2 separate regions of the Homo sapiens genome follow, and region 2 is linked to region 1. Evidence: chromatin contacts called from ENCODE Hi-C or POLR2A ChIA-PET data. All regions are on one chromosome and are shown on one strand. Each heading gives the region's core, a stretch centred on a gene start or an enhancer-like site at or near the end of the contact. The rest is flanking DNA. Distances are from core to core; before and after follow the strand shown. Region 1 overlaps LOC105375167 (a long non-coding RNA gene). Region 2 holds the start of MEOX2 (mesenchyme homeobox 2).

Region 1 (6,549 bases), core at 1,886-4,385:
CTGGATTTTGGGTCAATGTAGGTGGTCCTGGTGTCTACATCTGTGGGTATTGGGCTAGATCCTGGGTCTACAGGGGACGGCCTTTCACTAGGTTTCATATGGTGGGTGATATGGCTTGGCTCTGTGTCTCCATCCATATCTCATCTTGAATGGTAATACCCATAATCCCTATGTGTCAAGGGAGGTACCTGGTGGGAAGTAAATGGATCGTGGGGCCAGTTTCCCCCATGCTGTTTTCATGATAGTGAATGAGTTCTTATGAAATCTGAAGGTTTTATAAGTATTTGACAGTTCGTCCTTCACATGCTCTCTCACATGCCACCATATAAGACATTCCTGCTTCCCCTTCTGCCATGATTTTAAGTATCCCAAAGCCTCCCTAAGCCATGCGGAATTGTGAGTCAATTAAAACTCTTTCTTTTATAAATTACCCAGTTTTGGGCAGTTCTTTAGAGCAGTGTAAAAATGGACTAATACAGTGGGTCTGACTACTGAATGGCTAGCCTGAAGCCTGGGTCCATCGTGGGAGACCTGGCAATGGAATAAGCTTTGAGCTTGAGTCTGCAATCACCAGCCTGGAATCAGAGTGAGCTTAGCACCAGATCCATGGAAACAAGCCTGATCCTGTGTCCATGGGGGGGCCAGTCTGGGTTCCTATTAGGTGAGCTTATAGCCTTGGACCATGGGGGAAGGTTACAGGGTCTTGCTTCCATAAAGGCTGGCCTGGAATCTGAGACTGTAGGGGCAGGATGTGTAGCCTAGATCCATGGTGGCTGGCAAGTGCCAAAGTTTACGGAGACAGGCCTGGATCATGGGTTTGCTAGTCTAGGGCCGTCATCAGCCTGGTGCTGAGATTGGCCTGGAGCCTGGAGCCATGAGGGCTGGTCTGGTGCTGCAGTGTGTCTGGAACCTGGGTGTGCTGGGCAGTCCTGGAGCCTGGGGCCATAGGGGTGAGCTCAGAGCCTGGGGACAAATCACAAGGAGGACGATTGCTTGATTGTATGGTAAGAGTATGTTTAGTTTTGTATGAAATTACCAAACCATCTCCCAAAGTGGCTGTACCATTTTGTATGACCCTTAGTAATGACTAAGACTTCCTATTATAATTTGTTTATAATCTCTGTTTTTTACAGAAATTGTCTTCTATATTAATTCATTTACTTATTCTAATTCTGTTGCCCCTTAATGGGATGTCTTATTATTCTTTTCCTAGGACAAAAAATAATAACTAGCTTTAGTTACAAGAAGCATCTTTAGTAAATATAACTTGACCAAATAAAACATTCAATGTAACTACCCTGCAGAGACTATATAAAAAGTTCTGGTAAAACAAAATATAAAAATAAAAATAACCTAAAATATACAAGTAAAACATACAGAGGCATTTAAAAGTAGTTTAAAATAATGTAAGTAGTAGTAACATAAGTAGTTTGAAAATGTATTGAAATATGCTCAAATTAATATCAACAGAAAGGCAAATAAAAAAGCAAGAAAATATTATGTGTTATCCATAATATTTTAAAAATTTGATTTGAAGGATAACATTGCATCTTATTACAGTTATTGGAAAATGGGGATCTCATATGGTTTCATTGAAATTGTAAATTGGTCATTTGTCATACACTACAAAATAAATATTTGTAGAACACATAAGAGAATAAAAAATATAGAGTCACTGTTTTCAAAAATTTTTGCTACTGGTAATATATATTGCAGAACTAGTGGCCTCGTTGTGTTATGTATTGTATAAATATTATACAACACGTGTGTCTTCATGAATCACTTCTGTAACTTGAACAACATGTTTAAATGAGTAGCTAATGATTACAATCTTATACCCAAATATGCACACTTTACCAACTGGACCAGTGAGTGTCTTAATTTTAGGAGGTGAGTGAAAAAAATTTTTAAGTATAAAACATTATTTTGCCATTGGAGATATTTTGTGTGTGTGTGTGTGTGTGTGTGTGCTGGTGAGAACTGGCAGCTTTTTAATATCAAATTTTCTGATAGATTTATATATTAACATATAATTTTACATTAAAAATAAAATAAAATATTTTCTTAATGAAAATTTCCCCTTGTGAAGATCAATTATAGATTTTAAGAAGAGGCCTAAATCTCATTCTTTATAAGAAGTATCTAATATTATCTGAATAGAGATTTAATTATATGAGCCCCTACCTTCTCTGTCTTTGTCTCTGTCTCTTTCTCTCTCTCTCTCTCAGATACATATTCTCTCTCTCTCTTTGTCTCTCTCTCTCTATCTCAGATACTTATTCTCTCTCTCTCTTTTTCTCAAATACATATTCTCTCTCTATCCCTCCTGTGAGATATAGAAAATGAAAAAGAACACTGAAGATTTCCCTATCGTTCTTCTAAATCAAATTTTTTTAACTCAACATGGCAGTGCACAGTTTGAAAGTTCCTTGAAAGCCTGCTGGACACATTCATTTCAGTCTCTTGAAGGTGATGTGCTTAACTTAAATAGTGTGGGAAGTTGTTCCATGATGATGCTAACAATATAGATTTATTAGTAAATTGTTTACTAATAGAGACAATATTTTGATCATAATTACAAATAAACACTTTGTGTTTCAAAAAATTCACAATTAGCTTATATAAATTAGAGGAAAGTAGAAAGGTCTAGCAAACATCTAATATTCAATTGGACATTTCCTTTGCTTCTTATTGGTGAAATAAAAGTAATCCAATGGATTAATAACATGCACATATTTAAGTAATAAAATGACATTGTTCTGAATATATGGTATCTTTACTAAGATGAAAGACATGATTATATCTTTTCAGTTATCTAAACAATTCATAACTGCTCAGTTTTGTTATTCAGAGTTGGCTTCATAGCTAAAATAATTTCTGAAATCTGCTTTCTGAGATTAGCAGTGCCCTCTCCTCTAATTTGAACAAAAAAATAATTGGAAAGGCACATGTATCAGCTTCCAGTTTATACAAGTTCATTTATTTGAAATCCCTTGAGCTCCTCCAATTAGAAAACAAGTTTTTGAGTTAATATCCTTCAATTGTTAGAAACTTGCGTCACTGCGAGAGCACAGTGAAACGTAAAGGTCCCAGCACGCTGGCAGTGGATTGTGAGGGGATGTGATTGTTCCACATTTAGACTGGAAAGGGTTAGGAACTCTGCTTCCTAATGTGCTTAATGAATGAAAGGAAAATTGGACCCCTGAGCTAGAGTCAATGACCTAAGAGAGTGAAAAATGTTCACAGGTTAACAAGGGCAACTGTTCTTTGCCATAATTCCCAGCGGAGGTGAATGACAAAGGGGCCAATGAACCTCTGTCTTGATATTATCTATTAATCAGTTTTATTCCAAGGAAAAATAACTTAGCATAGTTCTGGAAGACTCCAGTGTTGAACATCTTAAACTCTATGTTTGTTCCCTTTTGCTACTGATTCATTCTTTTGGTTAATATATTTTGTTTTAACAATTCATTTTGATATGTTTTATTTAAATGTACTAAGATATTTAGTGTATCATCTAATCAAATTTAAAATTTTAAGGATCTAATACACCTTAATGTAATAGACAAAGTCAGAACTGCTCACTTTATGTTCACATGGTAACAGATTCATTGGAATCTAATTAGTGCAAGTGACTATGGAGATTCTTTTTTTCCTTAAAGTGGGGATTATTTCAAATTTTTGTTTAAAAATATTTGTTTCTTTTGTGAAGGGAATTTTTATAGCCATACCCAAGCCACCACCCTGGTCATGTTCACAGATAGAAAACCCCTGATTGGCTCTTGATGAGTCATTCCTGGTGAGGAATCTTATCTAACACCTGCTTTATCTTCAATATCCTTTTCAAATTCTTGTAGTAAAACAATAACCAAGAAGGAAAAAAAAAATTGGGACGACTCCAGTTTTGAAACACCTGCCTTAGAGATAAAGATTGTAATTTTAGGCATTTGTAATGCCTTTACTTTTGGGCTGGAATTTGTTCTGCAAGCTGTGAGCATCCGCCAATTTTTTTGAACACGTGCTTGGCCTGGGCCTTACTTCAGTCTAGTAAATTACAAAATGACAAGATCATCTCTGTTACCATGGAAAAATCTGTGTATCAAAAAAATCTCTGAATCTCTGGCTTCATAGTAAATGCATTTTATGAGTTGAAGAAACATTACAGCATCAGCCCTAATGAATCAGTCAATAATCTTTTATGACTTAATTCCAGCCTGATACTGATAATCTGTAATTTAAAGTTAAAGAGGATATCCCAGGTTTATGTGACCACTGTGAACGAAAAAGGTCATTTAAAAAAAAATTGCAGACAGGAACTACACAGCTGGAAACCAGAAGCACTAGTTTTACTTGGGCTATTAAGAAAATTCACAGTTAACTGAATAAAAAATATTTATTTTACCTCATTTATTTTTCCATCAGTATTTAGACTTCTCCCACATTGGAGAGGTTATTGGAAGGGCACAAATTTGTTTTAAGATCATGAGTTAATTTGCTATGTAAACATAACTAATTACCAAGAGCATATATAATTTATGCTGTTACATTAATTAGTTATATTGTTTTTTTTTAATTTAGTTTTATCCTCATGTGTAAATGTTCTGCCACTAGACAGTCCTTGCCTGAGACTCACTCCAGCTGAACTCCAGGCACCCAGAAACTGCCTGGAAGAAAACTGTAGAAAGGGTATCTAAGCAAAATTAACCAGCTTCAGAGAGCTTGCCTTGCAAAACCAAATTGACTAAGTGATGGCAAATGTCATAGTACTAAAACAAAGTATTAAAAAAAAATCCTAAAAAGCCTCACAAGTTCCTTTTTGTGTGTTGCCTTCTGGGAATGTGCTGGCAGGAGTTTGATAAGATGGAATGATAGAGAAAAGCAAAGGAATCATCACGGGTCAGAAGAAAGAATGAAAGAAGTTGTGATTAAAACTATGATGAGGGCTGGGCGTGGTGGCTCAAGCCTGTAATCCCAGCACTTGGGAGGCCGAGGAGGGAAGATCATGAGGTCAGGAGTTCAAGACCAGCCTGGCCAATATGGTGAAACCCTGTCTCTACATGAAAAGACACTCAACATTATTAGTTTTAGGAAAATGCAAATCAAAAGCATAAGGAGATACCACTTAATACTACTATCATGGCTAAATAAAGAGGATGGACAATAACAAATTGCAGCTCATACATTTCTCATGGGATGATGAAAAGCTGTAGATACACTTTAGAAAATAGTTTTGTGGTTTCTCAAAAATCTAAATCTGGAGTTACTGTATGACCAAAAATTCCACTCCTAATTATATTTCCCCTAAAAATAAAAATATATGTCTGATAATAACTTGTACACTAATGTTTATAACAGCATTATTCAAAATAGCCAAAAAAGTAGAAACAACCCAATTGTTCATTAACTGATGAATGGACAAAAGTGATATATTTACTCAATGGAATATCTCAGCAAAAATGCATAAAGTACTGATACATGTTTCAATATGGATGAATCTTGAACACATTGTTCTAAATGATGTCAATCAGAAAACATCATGTATTATATGATGTCATTTACATGAAATGTCTAGAACAGGCAAATCCATAGAGGATTTGAAAGGAGATACAATTCAGTCCATACATTCTGCCCTTTGCCCCCCACATTTATTTCCTTCTCACATGTAAAGTTATATTCATCCCAGCCCAACAGCCCCCAAAGTCCTACCTTATTTCAGCATCAACTCCAAGTCCAAAGTCTCATTTAAACATTGTCTAAATCAGGTATGAGTGAGACTCAAGACAGATTCTTCCTGAGATGAATTTTTTCTCCAGTTCTGAATCTGCAAATCCAGAAGAGTTATGTGCGGCCAAAATGCTTGGTGAAAAAGAATAGAAAAACCATTCCAAAAGGAAGACATTGTAAAGATGAAAGAGGTAGTGAATCCCAAGCAAATCCAAAATTTAGCTAAACAAATTCCATTAGATCTTAAGGCTGGAGAATAATTCTCTTTGTCTAAATGCTGTGCCATCTGGGCCAAATTTGCAGGCCCACTGGAATGGCAACCCCACCTTCAGGGCCCAAAGGGGTGACAGTCCCATACCCTCAACTCTAGGTGGTAATCTCACCTTCCATAACCTGCAGATTGTCCCCTGAAGTCCTGTGCTAGGCAGCCTTGCCTGCAGAACCAAAGAGGTGTTGCAACCTGTGGAGCCAAGGAAGAGATTGCTTTGCTCCTCAGGTTTGTGCACTCTGGGCTTCTGGTGGCAGTGAATTATTTACAACTCACTCCGTAACAGGCACACATCTAGGATTGGAATTGCTGGGTCATGTGGTAAGTTTGCTTAACCTTTTTAGGAACTGCCATTGTTTTTCCAAAATATCTGAGCTATTTTATATTCCCAACAATAAATGAGGGTTCCAATTTCTCCACATCTTCAGCAATGTTGTGCTTGGTATTTCTGAGGCTTGACATTTTAAAGTAACTCCAGAGCACACTTACCTTCATCATAGTTTTTGTTTGTTTGTTTGTTTGTTTGAGACCGGGTCTTGCTCTGTTGCTCAGGCTGG
Region 2 (6,549 bases), core at 2,509-5,008, 79 kb after region 1:
ATTTAGCATATTTGGATACATTTTCAAAATTCTTTATTTCAGAAGAACCAACTGAAGGACATAACTGCTACTTTTTGGCAAAATATAGCAGAAATAATATTTCTATACCCAATAAAGTTTTCAGAAACAAATTACAACATTAATTTAATTATCCACCCTTTAGTTCATATATTATGAGTATATGTTACCAAGGAAAATTTATCTATTAGGTAAAATTCAAAGTAGAGTTTCCTATTTAATTTTAAATATTTGAAGTTCCATGACAACTCATGTCACACGTGTGCAGAAGAATGGCAACTTTTAAAAGAATCGTTGTGAATCTTAAAGTAAAATTTAAATACAATTTTGTTGTATTGCTTAATATGAGCTCTAGTCCCCTTAAAATAAAATAGTCCTAATAAAAAGAAATCTCTGCCTTTACTCTTGAATGTCATTTTATTTAAGCCGAGGAAACAATAGATATACACACTTATCAAGTTTAAAGAACCTAGCCTACGTTTAAAATAATTATAGCTGTGGACCCTGCAAGAGCTAAGTAGCTTACCTTTTCACAGAATCAACCTCTTTATAATGTGTTACTTGATATTGAAACCTTACATGAAATGTTGGCATTAATATAACTTATCTTCAGGAAAACTCAAGTATATTATAAATGTAGGATAAATACTATATCATACATAGTTGTAAATGATTGTTATATAGAAATTTTATAATAAATTTTATAATTTTTACCATTCTTCTTGATATCATTAGGTAAAAAGGCATCTTTTCAATATTGGATTTTATGGATGTGAACACTGAAGTAGCTATTATAGGAAATGCTAGGGATTTTTTTCCCGTTGTTACTACATTTTAAAAATTTCTCTATAACCTAGAACATAAAATTCAATATTCTATCTTATTCCAAATATTCTAATAAAATTTAAAAATCTTTATGTAATGATTAATACATATTTAGAAATCCAGAGAAAATTAAAGTTATATTTAATTCTGGAATTCACCAAGACGTCCTTTTTAGTCCTTCATTTTTTCCTTCCAAATATTTTCCTTATATTCTGTTTTCTATAAGAAAACTGGACATCATAATTTTTGCTGATATTAAATGTTCTGTGTCTTCAATTAAAAAGACCTTTCTTGCTAGCTTTGTTTTCATTGCATGCCTTTGGAATGACTTCCTCCTTTTCTAACCTTTCTTAAATTTTTCTTCCCAGGTTTCTGGCCCCACAGTTCTAGAGGCTGACTGACTGGGGCAGGTTGTAGAGAAACTTCTGGACAGGTTGTTAACATCTGACACAGTGAGTGAGAAAAAATCCAGCACAGTCACTGGGCAGGTTTAAGAAGAAGTGGCAGCCTCGGGAGATGAAAGGTTTGTGTGTGCTTGTTGCTGGTTACCTGCAACACACTGGTTAAATTCAAATCCATTCATTTAGTAATTGCTTAGCTTCCTCTAAACCAATGTAATGCAAACCAAAAGGACCGTTGTGGATGTTTTGTACTGATGTCTGCAGATCATGAGTAATTTTAGTCTGTCTTGTCTGACATTTTCCACAATGCTTTTAGTTGACAGCATTATATTATGTAAATATTTCTGGTTAGGTTTATTGAGGTGGTTGCCTAAATCTCACTTTAAATAAAGCCTTTAATGCTTTCACCCAGAATCCATAGAGAAGCTACATGAGTTGGGGAAGTTTAGTGTTGCTCTTTGTACTTTAACTTTTAATATCAGAGCACATATTGAAACCATAAACACAATGAAAATACAAAAAAATATTCCGACGATATTGGAGGACTATAACTCCCCCACCTCTTTTTATTCTTAAAGAGCCAAGGGCGTGGGGAGTGGCAGGAAGAGATATTCTCAAGATCTAAGTCCTGGACGCCATCCTGCGAGTGCTTAAAGCCCCTAGAAACGTGCAACCTGAACAACACCCCTTTTCGAAGTCTAAAACAATATTAGATTCCCAAAATATCGGCAAAGAAAGTCTTACCGTCAGACTTGCAGCAGGTTTCAGCTCAGACCCAGACTGAAAAGCTGAGCAGCTGGTGAACAAAAGATTTAGTTTTTTTTTTTTTTTAAACGAAGTCTGCAAAACTAATTTCCCTCAAAATAGAGCTCAATTTCCGTTAAAGAAAGCAGCGCTTACAAATCTCAGAATTCCTGATCAACCCCCACTCCACCCCACCTCTGAGCAATAGAAAACAATTCGATCTTTCACACGGATGTTATTGCGAAGCCACTATTCTGCAGTGTGACTTAAAAGAAAAGAAGATAGTGAGGCTTAAGCAAGGGGACTGGAAGAGGAGGGGAAAGGTTCTGCTTTGGGGACACCTCTCAAAGATTAATCAATGCTTTTTCCTAATTCAAACCAGATGTCTAGCCCAGTTTGCTGTACCCATTAATCCCACTAACAACTTCAAAGACCTGGTCATCATCCTCTGGACACCTGAGACAATGAAAAAACGGGGCGACACTGCTGGTGGCGCATTTGGGGCCCCGGGCAGAATAGGTGACTACAGATATTCTCCTGATGCGACAGGTCGCAGATGGGACATGACTGTTCCTCCTGCTCATTACAGCGCCACTCACTTGTGTGTAAACGACTCTGCCCCCAGCGGACCCTGTCGCCCGCCAAGCAAGTAGCAGCTTCAAAGCCCTGCCCTCGCTCTCGCATGCTTACTAGAGGCGAGTTTTCTATTTTATTTTCAGGGGTGCAAAATTGTAACCAAGTGCCCACGGTGAGTGAATTTTGGGAGCTATCGAAATGTAAGAATTCTCAGTAAATGGAACCCTGGTGGTAAGGAATGCATTAGCGGATTTATTTTTGAGCAGAAGAGAGTGGATTTCTGGAGGAAACCGAGGAGATCTGGGCTAGCTCCTGAGGGGAAAGGCTAGAAATGCGCGTGCAATCTACACATCTCATATGACCGGGACACAATCGCTTGGAAATATTCTTGACCCAGGAAAAGTTCTTCTTGGTGGACAAGTGGCTAGGAAATTGAGCGGGACCGGGAAAGAGGGGGAAGGGAGCCTCCACCTGGCATCGCACGTGAGGATGCCAGGGAGCAGGCATCTGCAACCCTTTCAGACTCACGCCTTCCTCCCACCCACCCAACCAGGTCCGTCTTCTTTCTGCACTGAGAACCGCCTTTTCCAGGCCATGGTGCTCATCCCCGCAACCTCAGATCTGGCGTCCCAGCCTATTAACAACCCACCGACAGAAACCAGCTGCGAAAACCTAGGCGCGCTGCGGCGCCCGGGGCACGGGAAGATGCAAAGTTTGAAAAACTTCGAGGGTGCGCCAAACTAGCTCTGGTCTTTTCCTTTAACCCTATTACTTCTTTCGTGTTCCTGAAAGGATAGGCGTATCCCTAGCTTTTCTGCAGGTGACAGTTCCCAAATGACACTGACAAGTCACGTTTCCCCGAGAGGAAAGTGAGTAGGTAGGAATCAGGGTGCTAGGTTGGGGGTGGTGTGCGCCGCGCCCAGGCCTCCAGAGTCTGGAGGGCAGAGCTGCTGCCCTCCCGGGCGGGACTTAGACGTTGGCGTGCCGCTTGTAGTCCTGGCAGCCGGCAGTGCTGGGCGGGCGTGGACGCTCTACGTCCGTCCAGCAGGAGATAGGAAGTGGAACTGGGAGCGCGTGGCGCAGGCTGAGCGGGAGTTTTGGAGGGAGTTTGCATGTGGTCAACTCTGGGCTCCTAAGCCAGCCCCCAGCTCACGTTACACTCTATTTATAACTTCTCAGAGCCATTTCCCCCTGAAAGCAGTTCTCTGGGACCACCTTCTTTTGGCTTCAACCTCTCCCACTCTTGACATCTGAGTAGCTCAGGGAAGCTCTTCCAGGTCCGACTGTTCATATGTAAAGGAGACTGGCCGCTGGGGCTCAGGACCGGGATTATCCGAGCTCTGCAGAAGTGCACCGCTATTGCTTTGGGAGGTTAAAAAAAAAATCACACGGTTTCCAGTGAAAAAGTGACAGAGGGTGGTGGCCTTTGGAACCGCCGTGAAGTCTTCTGCCTGGAACCCGAAACTTGCATGCTATGGAACACCCGCTCTTTGGCTGCCTGCGCAGCCCTCACGCCACGGCGCAAGGCTTGCACCCGTTCTCCCAATCCTCTCTCGCCCTCCATGGAAGATCTGACCATATGTCTTACCCCGAGCTCTCTACTTCTTCCTCATCTTGCATAATCGCGGGATACCCCAACGAAGAGGGCATGTTTGCCAGCCAGCATCACAGGGGGCACCACCACCACCACCACCACCACCACCATCACCACCATCAGCAGCAGCAGCACCAGGCTCTGCAAACCAACTGGCACCTCCCGCAGATGTCTTCCCCACCGAGTGCGGCTCGGCACAGCCTCTGCCTCCAGCCCGACTCTGGAGGGCCCCCAGAGTTGGGGAGCAGCCCGCCCGTCCTGTGCTCCAACTCTTCCAGCTTGGGCTCCAGCACCCCGACTGGGGCCGCGTGCGCGCCGGGGGACTACGGCCGCCAGGCACTGTCACCTGCGGAGGCGGAGAAGCGAAGCGGCGGCAAGAGGAAAAGCGACAGCTCAGGTAAGGGCGCGCCAGGCACCCTCGAGAGTGCGCGCCGGGCTGGAAAAGGGGCGGAGAGATACTAGGGGAGATTCTCGCACTGGAGGGTGGCAGCAGGGAAGATGGGAATGTGTTGCCCTCTGTGGCTTCCTGCGGCCAAATTCGGCGGTGAAGCTTTGGTCCTGATATTTGGGGACACGTGTTTATTCGAGAGCAATGCGTATACAGCCAGCAGCTCTAAGCCCTCCAAAGTCCTAAACTAGTTTACCAGAAGGTTGATAAAAAAGGACAAGTGGCTGTGAAATCGATTGTGAAGCGTGACCTTCCATCCCAGCGCTGGGGAGGGAGGGGCGTGCGCCCAGGGATGCAGCGTCCGTTGGGCAGGCGTGCGTGCGGGTGCCGCTTCTTGACTTTTCTCTTGCAAGTTGCCGACTCTGAGTGGCTCGATTTTTCCCATCGTTAACTGGATTTCCAAATTATTGCACAATGTTTGGAACTTGCAATGGAACTTGGCAGAGCGCATGAGAAAAAAAAGTTTCAGTTTTTTTTTTTTAACATTCTTATTTCAGCGTTCTTTAAATAGCACCCTATTTCAAATGGTAAAATTTTCCCTTTATTGGGGAAGAAGACATTATCTAGGAATTCAGATTTTAAGGAATGTGTCAGAGAATTGTAAATAAATAGATGCTCACACTGGAAGAAAGACGAACCTTAATAGTACATGTCCATGTGGTGTAAGCTAATTACAGAACCTAAGTTTCAAAAGTGGAAAATAAATCCCTCTACCAAGTGGGTATTAGTAGAGACAAATACTGCGAAGCAACAGCAACTCGGGTACTGTTAGTTAGATACGTGTCTAAAGGGGTATGCAAGGGTGCGCGCAGGAGGCGCTGATTTCAGTGGGGATAATTTGAGCAGCCATGCAAAAGGGGAACCTTCCTGACCTCTGGTGCTTGAAGGCACAACGTGCCGAATAAATTGTAGCAATCCAGAGAAACTCAAAGTTTCCAGACAAGTTTTCAAAGCTCTTACCTACCTGTATTTTTATAAAATTGTTAAAAGATACTTTAAAATTAAGAGACTTGTGAGTTTTCTTTCGTGGGTATAGTGCAACCTGGATTAAATACTTTTGGAAGGTGTCATTTGTTTAATATAATATTTGCATATTTTTCTTCCTCTGTGGAATTGGGTTAATAATAGTCCTAGAAGGTAATCCCATATGTTGGTTTGAAGGATTGGAAAAATGTTGATCGTGTGTAAAGCTTTAGGTAAGATGCCACATAAATGAAAATGATTGGCCGCATATTTAATATTCCTTCACCATTCACAGCAATATCAATTGTTCTTCAGCGTTACTATAGGATGGATTCTTCTCTCACGGTCTCAAAAGCTAACTTTTATTTTCCAAGGTCAGGGGGTGAACTTTTAATGTTCCATCACAAATTAGTTTTTATAAGAAAATTACCAGTAGTGTCACTGATATTTAATGTATTTTCCTAACTATAAGTGAAACTCTCTTTAGATAGTGAGTTGAAAGGTTAATCATAGCAAAAAGGTTTCAATTTTTATTAGAAAAACAGTCGATTTTAGAATGCAGTGACAATTTCATAAACTGAACATTTGATATCAGTGTAACTTTGGAAGCAGATCCCAGTTCGGGTTGATGAGCGTACTCTTGCAATTCCCATAAGCTCTTACGGTTCATTTTATTTCTTGCAATGAGAAACCTACATGATAGATTGTTCTTCATGCTTCCTGAACTGAGCCATTGCCCTTAAGTTTCTCAGGGCAAACAATTTTCATACAAGCACATGTTATTTTGTTTGGGGAAAACTGAGAAAACGGAATTCAATAACTGATTCCCTTAATTTATTTTAATAATTTTTTTAAAAAATGGAATAATTTAACAAAACTAATTTATCTCTCCCCCCCAACTTAGTGGGAAATAACCATTTAACAAAATTAAATTCATTTCTACATTTTGAAGCTGATAATGAGGGTACTGGAAAAACAAG

Evidence for each region. A loop is a pair of places that touch in the nucleus more often than their neighbours do. ChIA-PET counts read pairs that join two places held with the same protein, here RNA polymerase II (POLR2A). Pooled maps may share reads with other maps.
Region 2: a loop to region 1 is called in a map of heart right ventricle, with 4 times the contacts of the local background. The contact joins the promoter of MEOX2 here to the enhancer-like site in region 1. A Hi-C loop is called at or near these places in 6 of 168 maps with a recorded cell type or tissue (Right ventricle myocardium inferior, endothelial cell of umbilical vein, heart left ventricle and 2 more) and 7 of 50 pooled maps. POLR2A ChIA-PET finds 5 or more read pairs at or near these places in 1 of 52 experiments (naive thymus-derived CD4-positive, alpha-beta T cell).

What each region holds. Positions count from the first base shown.
Region 1 is chr7:15,762,542-15,769,090 of GRCh38, reverse strand. The region is part of intron 2 of LOC105375167 (a long non-coding RNA gene); the gene reads left to right. Among named protein-coding and RNA genes, the nearest start is that of LINC02587, 77 kb to the right of the region's middle. Within about 2 kb of position 3,135, at least 3 of the 41 ENCODE cell types and tissues checked have a DNase peak (open chromatin) inside an H3K27ac peak, as active enhancers do; they include heart right ventricle, where a contact is called at or near this core.
Region 2 is chr7:15,683,892-15,690,440 of GRCh38, reverse strand. It overlaps MEOX2 (mesenchyme homeobox 2), which reads left to right and starts at 3,758. Exons shown (of 3, transcript NM_005924.5): 1 at 3,758-4,555. The coding sequence starts at 4,039. It overlaps LINC02587 (long intergenic non-protein coding RNA 2587), which reads right to left and starts at 2,063. Exons shown (of 2, transcript NR_110094.1): 1 at 1,989-2,063. RefSeq lists an enhancer at 4,562-5,394.